Linked DNA regions of Homo sapiens: region 1 is linked to region 2. The links are chromatin contacts, found by Hi-C or POLR2A ChIA-PET in ENCODE. All regions are on one chromosome and are shown on one strand. Each heading gives the region's core, a stretch centred on a gene start or an enhancer-like site at or near the end of the contact. The rest is flanking DNA. Distances are from core to core; before and after follow the strand shown. Region 1 overlaps CCNY (cyclin Y). Region 2 overlaps LOC107984220 (a long non-coding RNA gene).

Region 1 (6,127 bases), core at 2,209-4,708, 200 kb after region 2:
CAGCTTAGGTGGATATTTGTTCTTTGAATAGTTTTCTCCTTATGTTCTTCCTTCGTCTACTTCCTATTCTCTTCCCTGGAATTTTCTCCTCTCCATGACTGGCTGTGCCCTCAACATCTTAGAAATGTTTCTATGTCTTTTCATTTTTGTTTCATTGGCTTTGCTTATTTAGATTTCACTTTGAATGCACAGAATGTCACGTTCCTCTGTGCCCAGATTTCGAAATAAGAGCAGGTCCTGGACAGTTCAGAGCAGGCCAGAGGTCTAATTGGAAGCTCCCTTCCTGCAGCACAGGAGGTGTGCCTTGGGGGGAAATGGCCACACCAGGATGCTTTGTTCTGGGCTCCAAAGTGTGGGTGATGTTCCTGCTACAGTGCACTTTGTGTCCTGGCCGTTTGTGTTCATGACGACTTCCCTGTCAGGGCAGGAGCTCAGCAGGGCAGGAGCCTCCATGTGCATTCTGAACAGGGGCTCAACAGTTGTTTTGAATTGAGTGAGTGAGTGAGTGAGTGAGTGAATTCACTGAATTATTGAAAACTGTAGGAACTGTGTGGTCATCTCAAATTTACTATAAGAAAAGTTAATAGTAAACTTTTAATTTTATTGTTCAAGGCCTGATCTGTGCTACCCACAGGAAAAAGGAAAGGGAAATGAAACCTTTTCTTTTCAACCAGATCTTTGTGATCTGCATTGGAGCTATCTCAGCAATCAGCTTCGTATATCCAAACAAAATTCTGTCATTCTTTAGTTGAAGCCTGCCTCTTGTGTGGCCTGCCAGTCCTTCACATCCAGAGTAGTTAATCAGTTAAGTAAATTTTCTTTGTAGAATAGCACAGCTCTATTCATACCTGGTTCTAATTGTCATTCTGTTTTTAAATGGGACTCGTTTTATGCAGATGCCAAGGATGCCTGTGCACACCAGTGATGTTCTTGTTGGAGGGCGGATGTATAGAGGAAGGGGTCCTACACGCGGTCTCCTCTCTTCTTCTTCTGGGCCTTCCCTTCCTTGGCCTGCTTGGGCTCTTCCCTAGTTTGCCAAAGAAAGAGTATCTTAGGTATCTTAGGACCTTTTTAGTACCAGCATCCTATGGCTTGGTGGTGGCTAACACTTGCCATTGGAAGGTCGGTCTATTTTAGAAATGGAAGAGGAGAGTCAGGTGCGGTGGCTCATACCTGTAATCCCAAAACTTTGGGGGGTGCTGAGACAGGAGGATTGCTTGAGCTCAGGAGTTCAATACCAGCCTGGGCGACATAGTGAGATCTCATCTCTAAAAAAGAAAAAAATTGGAAATGGAAGAGGAGAAACCAAGGTAATCTTTTAAATGCCTACCTATGACAGGAATCAGCTGAAATGGTGTTTAGATTGTTAACAAATCCTCATTAATAATCACACACTAGGTTGAAAGTTGTATTTTAAAGAGTCACTTGTGTGACATTGTGGCAAGAGAGTGTCCCATAGCAACTTAAGTGTAATTTTGTTTGTCCCTCAGATTGCAAACACTGCCTTTTACTCTCTTCACTCCCCATTTTATCAGGAGAAGACTTTTAATGCCAACTGTATTGTTTTTGCTGATTTTAGATGGCTTATTTTTAAAGCCTCTGGTCCATTTTCTGTTTACATCTTTATGGACTGTCACTGTAGCCAATTAAAAATCCTCTTAACTATCATAGATTGTGTCAAAGGAGATTGCTGTTATTCCTCTCCCAGGAAAGAAAAAATTTATGATCCATATCAATTTATTGCCTGTTTTCTCTAAAGAAGCAAAACATAATTATTAGTTAATTCAGTTAGACATTAACTCAGAAAACTCCAGAGATTTTGATTGATTGTTATAGTAACCAAAAATATTGAAGTGTTAAAGATGACTAAAACCACCTATTAGAAATGAGTTGGCATATTGCTTATACCATTACATAAAATAGCTAAAGCATTTTGAATTTCAGAGCTGTACCCACATCAGCCTCAGTGGTTTCAAATTTATTTTAAAGACAGATTTAGATTTGGGCAATTCTGTCAGTCTTTTCAGGTGATACACCACTGTAAAATATTCTGCTTATCACTGGGTGTGGTGGTTCACGCCTGTAATCCCAGCGCTTTGGGAGGCCGAGGCAGGTGGATCACTTGAGGTGAGGAGTTCGAGACCAGCCTGGCCAACATGGCAAAACCCTGTCTCTACTAAAAAATACAAAAAATTAGCTGGATGTGGTGGTGCACCCCTGTACTCTCAGCTACTTAGGCAGGAGAGGCAGGAGAATTGCTTGAACCTGGGAGGTGGAGTGAGTCAGCTCACTTCCCTCCAGCCTGGATTACAGAGCGAGACTCCGTCTCAAAAAAAAAAAAAAAAAAAAAAATTCTACTTATCTTATTCCCCCTATGGTAATGTCTTGGTTGTGCTCCTGCTAGCTTAGGGGAAAAGGAGTAATTAATTTTAAGGGCACTGAGGGTATCTCAGACAGCTCATGAATTGGTGGAACTGGGTACTAAAAGCTGTTAGGACTAAGGCAGCACCTGCCTTCTGCCCATCTCCCTCTGCCGTGTTTCTCTGCATGGCAGAGGGACACCACTGCTTTATGGGGGTCCAGGAATCATAAGACACAAAATACAGTCACACTCATGACTGTAACTTATTACAGTGCAAGCACATGAGGCAAACTCAGTACAGGGAAGAGGTGCACAGGGCGAGTCCTCTCCCATGGAGCCACACAGGTTGCACTTTATCCCCCCATTCACAAATGAGTTGTGAAAACACCTGTGGAATGTTGTCAGCCAGGGAAACTCCTGGGTAGAGACCCAGCACCCAGGATTTTTATGGAGGACCACTCATGTAAGAAGGCTCTGCCTGTTAAGTACCAAAGTTCCAGACTCCCAGAAGGAAATAAACCATACTGTGTGCGGCATAGAGCATATTGTTTGTGCAGACAGCTTAGGCACAGTGAGCCACTCCTACCAGTTAGGAAATGATGGGAAGGAACCCTCCTAAATCCAAGTTCCCAGATACCAGCCAAGGGCCAGCCTTGCAACAGGCCCTTTAAGGATGGCTGTCAGATCTGCTGCTTCACTCTTTCCTGCACAGCGGAGTCCCACCCCAGTCTGAAGTTTACACATCATACCCTCAGTTAAGGTTGAGCAGAGCCCTTTGAGTATGTCCCAACTCCAGATTCCCAGGAGAAGGAGTTAGCCCAGAGAGGGTAAAGTTACCCCCCAATCCAGGCAGGATGGTCAGAGTAATGGGTCACATGGTCTAACGTGGATATCAGGCATTCTTCCCATCTGGGTAGGGACAGGTTGTTGGTTTGGGGGCGCGGAAGACGCTCCAGAAGCAAGTCGGCCATAGAGATGCATGTGTGGAAAATCTTCTCAGAAACTGTGCAGACTTCATCTGCCAAAGACCCTCTTATGTTAGGAGGAGCATTACAAAACCATACAGGAAAGTGGCACCTGATTCAGGCCCCAGGAGCCCCAGGTTGCTCTGAGGAAATAGGGTAGTGTGTAGGTGTTCATTTGCATAGAAGCAGTGAATGCCTGAGAGATTCTGTAATAGATTCAGATAGCTTATCCTCAGGTGTTCTGTAATAGTCTTAGTGAACTTTCGTTTTTCTTCACCATTCTGATTGCAGCCAGTTGGAGTTCATGAAAATAGCCTGATTCCTCCCTGAGATTGATCCTTGTAGGTGGTGGACAAAAATGGCATATGTGTTTATAATATTCTTCTGTGTCTGCTGTAGTTTTTTTTTTGTTTGTTTGAAAGCTTTTGTATTAGTATGTTTTCACACTGCTGATAAAGATATACCCCAGACTGGGCAGTTTACAAAAGAGGTTTAAGGGACTTACAGTTCCACGTAGCTGGGGAGGCGTCACAGTCATGGTGGAAGGTATCTCAGGCACGTCTCACATCGCGGCAGAGAAGAGAAGAGGGCTTGTGCAGAGAAACTCCTGTTTTTACAATCATCAGATCTCATGAGACTTATCACTATCATGAGAACAGCATGGGAAAGACCTGCCCCCATGATTCAATTACCTTCCACCAGGTCCCTCCCACAACATGTGGGAATTCAAGATGAGATTTGGGTGGGGACACAGCCAAACCATATCAGCTTTCTTGGTCGGACTTATAGTCAGAACTATTGAAGGTTATGCATCTCAGCCATTACTTCTACACGTGAATAATTCCTAATCTTCTCAATAGTACCCATATAGGAAGTGCTGGTATTTTTTGAGGCATGGATATCTTTCATTTGCTGAAGGCAGGGGCTGATGTAGGGTGTTGAGGTGACCTTAGTATGGGTGGTGGTTCCCACAGTTGGGAGACTTGTGTCTCTTTTGCACAAACCTATCACTGGGTTGCTCTGAGAAGGGTTAAGTGTCATCTCAGAATGTAGTGGGAACCCTGTCAGTTCTGTGGCCCATGTAGAAAGGGTTTCCGGGTCCCTTCAGTCAGTGGGAAATCACCATAGAATTATCATCATATCCCCATCCTTGGCTACATGTATAATAGTTTAGTATGAATTAATTTAATTCACACATGTGCATGCACACGCTCTATATATGTATGTATGTATGCCAGGAAGTTAAAACCCAGAGCTTCCAGCCAGACCATCCTGTTTGTTTTGCTATGGTTTTCATGTGGATTCTTCCTTGGAGTCAGGTAAAATGTAATCCCTCTGCCTCCATGCTGTGCATAGCAGACCAGTTTGTTGCTGCTGTCTGTGCACTCGTGCTCTGTGTGCGCTAGTCTGGCCTCATGCATGGCCAGGGTGCCCTGTCCTGTGACAGCAGGGGGCTGATCGCCTGCACATGCGTCCATCCGATGGCTTGATGGAGCTGCCTTCTATGTGTCAGTCTCTCTTTTTAAAGTACTCAACAGTATCCTCAGACTAATTTTTGCTTTTGCATTTTTGCTTTTGTTATCTTTGAGATATCAAGAGTGGAAGGCAGCATTCATTCCAGAGAGGACAAGACTTCTAAGGAAAAGAGAAGTGTTTTTTTGTGAGTCTAAGAACAGCATATGAGTGATAGAAAAACAGTTCCATAGTCCCTTCAACAGATCAGCAGGAAGGCTTTTGAAAACAGTAGTGAATCTTCTTTGCAGAGGCATGGACTGTAAGGAGAAAACCTTCTTCTATCTTTTGTACACTGCTGTTTTAGGGTACCCCAAGATAACATTGTTGATTCCTGGGGACCTAGGATGTTATCTCCTTGAATGAAACCTATTCTTCATGTCTTTTACAGTAACGAATAAATGTGTTGATGGATTCATCTGTACCCACAAAATGAGCCTTCAGAAAAGAAAATGCAAAGTTCAGTGATACTAGGTTATTACAAGCTCTTCGTGTTCCCTGTGACTGACCCTTCTACCTCTCTGGGGCAGCAGGCTCCCATTCTGAGAAACACTGGTATCTGGGGACACTGCAGGCTGAGCTGCTCAGCACAGGCCATGCATGCAGTGTGAGAAGCCACCTTGTTAGAGCAGTATCAATTATGGTGACTGTTAGAGCAGTATCAATTATGGTGACCTCTGTCAGCCTTATGGGGTTGGGGTTGGGTGCCACAAGGAGCTCCAGGGGCTCCCAGACAGAAGCCCAGCTGTATTCACCAGCACCCAGCATGGAGAATAATGGGTTTCCATGATAAGTAATGCTGCTGATGTACATCGTCTTCCTGGATCTCAATGCTTTCTAGATATTATTGTTATTTATATTTCCCTTATATACTGTGGAGCTTTATGGGTCTGGTAGGGTTGGGAATAAATAGTCCTATCATTTGTTAATTATGTTAAACTAATAGATGCATATGAGTTTTATGAGGGTTACTAATTACTTTTTTATTCAGTTAATGGAAATCTGTTACCCCTTAATTGATTTCAGCTGCAGTTATTTTGTTAGGGTGCTCTTGTTTAAATGGATGTATATTTCCCTCTGTGAGCCAAGTTCATTCAGATCTGCATTTGTGCAGGTCCTGTATTCTTATGTTTGATAAATGAGCAAGTGGGTATGTTGGTTGGTGGAAGGACGGGACCACGACACAGAGGCCCAGTCCTCATCCACCTGCCAGGGGTTGGCATGCAGGCATATAACATTTCTGTTGCATCTTTTGTTTTCACAGTGAGAGAAAAACGCAAGAGTCTCT
Region 2 (6,709 bases), core at 1,743-4,242:
TCAATAAACAAGGCATTGAAGGAATATACGTCAAAATAATAAGAGCTATCTATGACAAACCCACAGCCAACATCATACTGACTGGGTAAAAGCTGGAAGCATTCCCCTTGAAAACTGCCACAAGACAAGGAACCACTCCTATTCAATATAGTACTGGAAGTCCTGGCCAGAGCAATGAGGCAGGAGGAAGAAATAAAAGGCATCCAAATAGGAAGAGAGGAAGTCAAACTATCCCTGTTTACAGATGATATGATTCTATATCTAGAAAACCCCATAGTCTCTGCCCTAAAACTCCTTGATCTGGTAACTTCAGCAAAGTTTCAGGATACAAAATTAACGTACAAAAATCAATAGCATTCCTAAACACCAACAACATCCAAGCTGAGAGCCAAATCAGGAATGCAATCCCATTCACAATTGCCACAAAAAGAAAAAAATACCTAAGAATACAGCTAACCAGCGAGGTGAAAGATCTCTACAAGAAGAATTACAAAACACTGCTCAAGGAAATCAGAGATGACTCAAACAAATGGAAAAAACATTCCATGTTTGTGGATAGGAAGAATCAATATCATTATAACGGCCATACTGCCCAAAGCAACTTACATATTTAACATCACTCCTATCAAACTACCAATGACATTCTTCATGGAGCTAGAAAAAACTATTTAGAAGTTCTTATGAAAAAAAAAAAAAGAGCCTGAATAGCCAAGGGAATTCTAAGCAAAAAGAACAAAGCTGGAGGCATCATATTACTCAACTTCAAACTATACTACAGGGCTACAGTAACCAAAACAGCATGGTACTGGTACAAAAGCAGACACATAGACCAATGGAACAGAAATTTGTTGAAGTGTAATTAACGTAAAATAAGCACACCCATTTTAGGTGCACCTTTCAATGAGTTTTCACAAATATAATCTCACCATATTCAAGATATAGAACATTTCCATCATCCCCCAAAGTTCCTTCATATCTCCTTGCAACAATCCCAACCCAACTCTTGGCACCAGGGAATGACTGATTTGCTTTGTGTCACTATTGATTAGTTTTACATTTTCTAGAATTTTCTATAAATGTAATCATAACAATATACTCTTTATGTCTGGCCTTTCAGCATGTTTCAGGGATTTATCAATGTTGTATGTGTTAGTACTTTGCTCATTTGTATTGTTGAGTATTATTCCATTCTTTTCTTTTTTAAAAAACAGAGACAGGGTCTTGCTCTGTTTCTCAGGCTGGAGTACAGTGGCACAATCATGGCTCACTGCAGCTTCAAACTCCTGGGCTCAGGCACTCTTCCTTGCCTCAGCCGCCTGAGTAGCTAGGACTACAAGTGAGGGCCACCACGTCTGGCTAATTTTTTTTATTTAATTTTTTGCGGAGACAGGGTTTCACTATGTTGCTCAGGTTGGTCTCAAACTCCTGGCTTCATGTGGTGCTGCACTTCAGTCTCTCAAAGTGCTGAGATTACAGGCATGAGCCATTGCACCTGGCCTTGTTGTTGTTGTTTTTTTGTAACTGTAGTTAGTTTATCAAGTTATCTATTGATGAATATTTGGTTGGTTGTTTCCAGTTTTTGAAAATTATAAAGATGATTAAAATCATTTATGTGTATGTTTTGTATGAGCATATGTTTTCATTCTTCTTAGGTAAATACCAAGAAGTGCAATTGTTTATATGTTTGACTTCATTATTTAAAAAAACTGACAACTGTTTTCAAAGTGATTGTAACATTTCACATTCTTACCAGCAGTGTAGAAGAGTTCCAGTTTCAGTTACTGATTTCTAATTAAATTGCATTTTGTTGGAGAAGCCCGGTATGTGATTTCAATCCTGCTGGATTTATTGAGACTAGTTTCATGGCCCAGCATATGATGAACGTTCCATCTGCACTGAAAACACTGTTTAGTCTGCCATTGCAGGGTGGAGCGTTCTGTAAAAGTTAATTGGATCCAGTTAGTTGATAGTGCTGTTCAAGTCTTCTGTATTCATACCAGTTTTCTGTCTGCTATTTCTATCAATACAAGAGAAGGTGGTGAAATATGCAACTTAAATTATGGATTTGTCTTTTTCCCCTTTCAAATTCTGTCAGTTTTCGCTTCAAGTCTTTTGAAGTTCTACAACTGGGTGCATTCACATTTAGGAATGTTATTTTTTCTTAGTGACTTGATAGTTTATCATTGTGAAATGTCCCTCCTTATGTCTGGTAATATTTCTTGTCCTAAAGTGTGTTTTGCCAGAAATGGATACAGTCAATCCACCTTTCTTATGTCTCATGTTTACCTTTTTTCATCCTTTTACTTTTAACATTCTTGTGTCTGTATAAAGTGGATTTCTTGTAGACACCAGAGAGTCAGACCTTACTTTATTACCCAATTGGATAATCTTTGATTTATAATTGGAATGCTTAATTCATATACATTTAGTATAATTACTGATACGGTTAGGTTTAAATCTACTGTCTTGCTGTTTGTTTTCTATTTATACCATATGTTTTTATTTTTTTCTTCTTTTCCTGCCTTTTTGGATTAGTTGAGTATTTTTCAGTATTTCATTTTATATTCTCCATTGGTGAATAACACTCCTTTTTTAAAAACAATTGTTGCTGTAGGTTTACAGAATACATCTTCAGTTTATCAGTGTACCTTCAAATAATATGATGCCACTCCTACAATCACGTAAGTTTTCAGAACAGTATCCTTTCGAGGTCTTTAGGCTTTGTCTTTTCAGAACCTGAACATCTCTCAGATCTCTGGGGACTGCTCCTCTTACAGTTTCCTAGTAGATGCTCTTTGCTTGGCCTCGCAGAGTTTTACGTTGTGCGTGAGCCAAAGATGTAAGAGGGCTCCCATGTGGATTTCGAGCTCTTGCTCTGTCTAGCTTACTCATCTGTGGTACCCCGCCCTGGAAATTCCAGCTGCCCTCCCTCATCCCTACTTCTGCTCTGTCTCATCAAAGCAGCAAGGCTGCCACGCCCTGCCTGAGATGCCACGCCCTGCCTGAGTTCCCCTCCTGTATCACAATCTGCAAAGCAGCTTCAGAAAGAAAGCTGGGGTGATCGTGGGTCTTGCCTTGTTTCACTTCTCTCGGGGGTTACAGTTCTGCTTTGTCTGTTGTTCAGAGTCTGAAACAATTGTTTCATATATCTTCTCTAGCGTCCTGCTGTTTATTGCAGTAGGGCAAGTCCAGTACCAGTTACTGCTTCATGGCCAGAAGCAGTAGTCTTGTCTCATATTTGTTTTTCTTAGATCTTTATTTTTGCATTCGCTTATACAATTTATTTTTTATGTATCATTGCCACATGGTTCATTAAAAATCTATGTTTATTTTCTGCTTAACAACTGCTTTACTCAGTGGGTTACATGTGCTTGCAGACATACTGCTTAGAGCATTTTCAAAGTAAATATGCTGTTTGTTAAGACTTCTAATGTAAGCTCTATTATTTATTCAAGCTAGTATTCTAATATTCATTCCATTATTATTATTATTATTTTTGAGATGGAGTTTTGCTCTTGTCACCCAGGCTGGAGTGCAGTGGTGCAATCTCAACTCACTGCAACCTCTGCCTCCCAGGTTCAAGTGATTCTCCTGCCTCAGCCTCCCAAGTAGCTGGGATTACAGGCGGCCACCACCATGCCTGGCTAATTTGTTTTATATTTTTAGTAGAGACGAGGTTTCACCATGTTGGCCAGGTTGGTCTCAAACTCCTGACCTCAAGTGATCCGCCCGCTTCGGCCTCCTAAAGTGCTGGGATTATAGGGGTGAGCCACTGTGCCCGACTATTATACCCATTTAAATAGGAGAAAAGATGCTTTAGAGAGATCACACAAGGATTCAAACTCAGATAATCTGGCACCAGGGCTGAGATCTTAACTACAACATATATTAGCTTTCGGAGCTATTTTTGCCTAAATACAAGCATAATATTCCTTGTTTAACAAATATATGGCCAATGTGTGTAGACATGATGGAAGGTCCAGTTTTGAATATGGGTTGAAATGTGTTATCTATTTCCATTAACACTAGAAAGAGTTGTCTGAGAGACAGTGTGAAGACTTTCCTGGAAATGTTTCATAATAGAATTGTTTATATCCTACCTAGGAGAGTGAAGGTAAAATGAAGTCACTTCACTTCCATGTAGTCCATGGCAAACTGTGATAATCAATTTGCAGATGTTCTTGGCTGTATAGAGCTTTTATGCACGGTATTTCTCTTACTCCCTGAACACATGGGATATTTGAGCCTGACAAATTAGCAGTCTTTTCTTATTTTTTTTATTGGAAGCCTGTTTTCATCGCTGTCTTTTGTTTTGCTTTGTTTTGAGACAGGGTCTCACTGTCACCCAGGCCTGGAGAGCAGTGGCATGATCACGGCTCACAGAAGACTTGATCTCCCTGGGCGCAAGTGATCCTCCTGCCTCAGCCTCCTGAGTAGCTGGGACAGGTCTACAGGTGCATGCCACCATGCCTAGCTAATTTTTGTATTTTTTGTAGACATAGTCTCAATATGTTGCCCAGGCTGGTTTCAAACTCCTGGGCTCAAGCGATCTGCCCGCCTCGGCCTCCCAAAATGCTAGGATTACAGGTGTGAGTCACCCCGCCCAGCCTTCATTGTTATTTTTTATTTTATTTATTTATTTATTTATTTATTTTTTGAGGCGGAGTTTTGCTCTTATCGTCCAGGCTGGAGTGCAATGGCGTGATCTCGGCTCACTGCAACCTCCGCCTCCCAGGTTCAAGCGATTCTCTGCCTCAGCCTCTTGAGTAGCTGGGACTACAGGCACACGCCACCACGCCTGGCTAATTTTTGTGTTTTTAGTAGAGATGGGGTTTTGCCATGTTGGCCAGGATGGTCTCGATCTCCTGACCTCATGACCCACCTGCCTCGGCCTCCCAGAGTGCTGGGATTACAGGTGTAAGCCACCACGCCCATCCTCATTGCTATTTTTCTATCAAAACAGCAGGTTAATACTTTGACATCTTAATTTTTTTTTTTTTTTTTTGAGACAGAGTCTTGCTCTGTCACCCAGGCTGGAGTGCAGTGGCGCGATCTCGGCTCACTGCAACCTCCGTCTCCTGGGTTCAAGTGATTCTCCTGTCTCAGCCTCCTGAGGAGCTGGCACTGCAGGCATGCACCACCATGCCTGGCTAATTTTTGTATTTTTGGTAGAGACGGGGTTTCTCCATGTTGGCCAGGCTGGTCTCGAACTCCTGACCTCAGGCGATCCACTTGCCTCAGCCTCCCAAAGTGCTGGGATTATAGGCATGAGCCACTGCGCCCGCCCCGACATGTTAATATTTTAAGATGAAGAACAAAACAGCCAACCTAAGAAAAACAACTAGCAGGCACCCAAGGGCATCTCAGGATGAAAAATCTGTGGCTGAACAATTCAATCTACATCATAGCCACTGAGAACAATATTAATTTCTCAATTAGTAGCAAGAGCAGAGAGATCATGAACACATAAGGCTGAGTAGAAAATTGCTAAAACATTTTGAGACATGCTAGCCTAAAAGCTTCTTGTTAGTATGGCATGCTTATTCAGTATAACCAAAACAATATTTATTAGAAATTATAAAGGTAAGGAGGCTGGGCACGGTGGCTCATGCCTGTAATCCCAGCACTTTGAGAAGCCGAGGCAGGAAGATTGCTTGAGGTCAGGAATTCCAGACCAGCTTGGGAAACATAGTGAGACCCTGTCTCTACAAAAATAAAAATAAAAATAATTACCTGGGATGTGTAGTCTCAGCTATTTGGGAGGCTGAGGCAGGAAGATCACTTGAGCCCAGGGATTCCAGGCTGCAGTGAGCCATGACTGCACCACTGCACTCCAGCATGGGTGACAGAGTAAGATCCTGTTTCTTTTTTTTTGAGACTGAGTTTCACTCTTGTTGCCCAGGCTGGAGTGCAATGGCATGACCTCGGCTCACCGCAACCTCCACCTCCTGGGTTCAAGCAATTCTCCTGCCTCAGCCTCCCGAGTAGCTGGGATTACAGGCATGCACCATGACGCCTGGCTAATTTTGTATTTTCAGTAGAGACGGGGTTTCTCCATGTTGATCAGGTTGGTCTTGAACTCTCGACCTCAGGTGATCCTCCCGCCTCAGCCTCCCAGAGTGCTAGGATTACAGGCGAAAGACCATGTTTCTTAAAAAGAAAGAGGAAAGAAGCCCAGGCATGGTGGCTCGTGCCTGTAATCCCAGCACTTTGGGAGGCCGAGGTGGGCAGATCACCTGAGGTCGGGAGTTCGAGACCAGCCTGACCAACATGGAGAAACCCCATCTCTACTAAAAATACAAAATTAGCTGGATGTAGTGGTGCATGCCTGTAATCCCAGCTACTCAGGAGGCTGAGGCAGGAGAATCCCTTGGACCTGGGAGGCGGAGGTTGCGGTGAGCCGAGATCGTACCATTGCACTCCAGCCTGGGCGACAACAGCGAAACTCCGTCTCAAAAAAAAAAAAAAAAAAAAAAAGAGGGAAGGAAGGAAGGAAGGAAAGAAGGAAGGAAGGAAAGAAAGAAAGGTAGATCTATGTCAAATAGAAAAAAACCTAGTCTTTCAAATTTTCCTAATAGATTAAAAGACAAACAAGAGCACAGATTACGATGTGGGGAAAACACTAAGATCCACCACTCTTTATCCACCCATCACAGTCAGCCTGGAATTAGAGCTAATTAGGAAGAAAGGAAAGACCATTCCTGATACC

What was found. A loop is a pair of places that touch in the nucleus more often than their neighbours do. ChIA-PET counts read pairs that join two places held with the same protein, here RNA polymerase II (POLR2A). Pooled maps may share reads with other maps.
Region 1: POLR2A ChIA-PET joins it to region 2 with 10 read pairs in PC-3. The contact joins two enhancer-like sites. A Hi-C loop is called at or near these places in 2 of 50 pooled maps. POLR2A ChIA-PET finds 5 or more read pairs at or near these places in 6 of 52 experiments (PC-3, PC-9, WTC11 and 3 more).

Annotation. Positions count from the first base shown.
Region 1 is chr10:35,495,398-35,501,524 of GRCh38, forward strand. It overlaps CCNY (cyclin Y), which reads left to right. Exons shown (of 10, transcript NM_145012.6): 3 at 6,104-6,127. Among named protein-coding and RNA genes, the nearest start is that of GJD4, 110 kb to the right of the region's middle. RefSeq lists enhancers at 195-244, 3,244-3,393. Within about 2 kb of position 3,459, at least 3 of the 41 ENCODE cell types and tissues checked have a DNase peak (open chromatin) inside an H3K27ac peak, as active enhancers do.
Region 2 is chr10:35,297,324-35,304,032 of GRCh38, forward strand. LOC107984220 (a long non-coding RNA gene) reads right to left here. Exons shown (of 3, transcript XR_007062113.1): 2 at 1,751-1,936. It also overlaps a transcript of CCNY not described here. Among named protein-coding and RNA genes, the nearest start is that of CCNY-AS1, 36 kb to the right of the region's middle. RefSeq lists an enhancer at 2,271-3,470 and a silencer at 3,193-3,242. Within about 2 kb of position 2,993, at least 3 of the 41 ENCODE cell types and tissues checked have a DNase peak (open chromatin) inside an H3K27ac peak, as active enhancers do.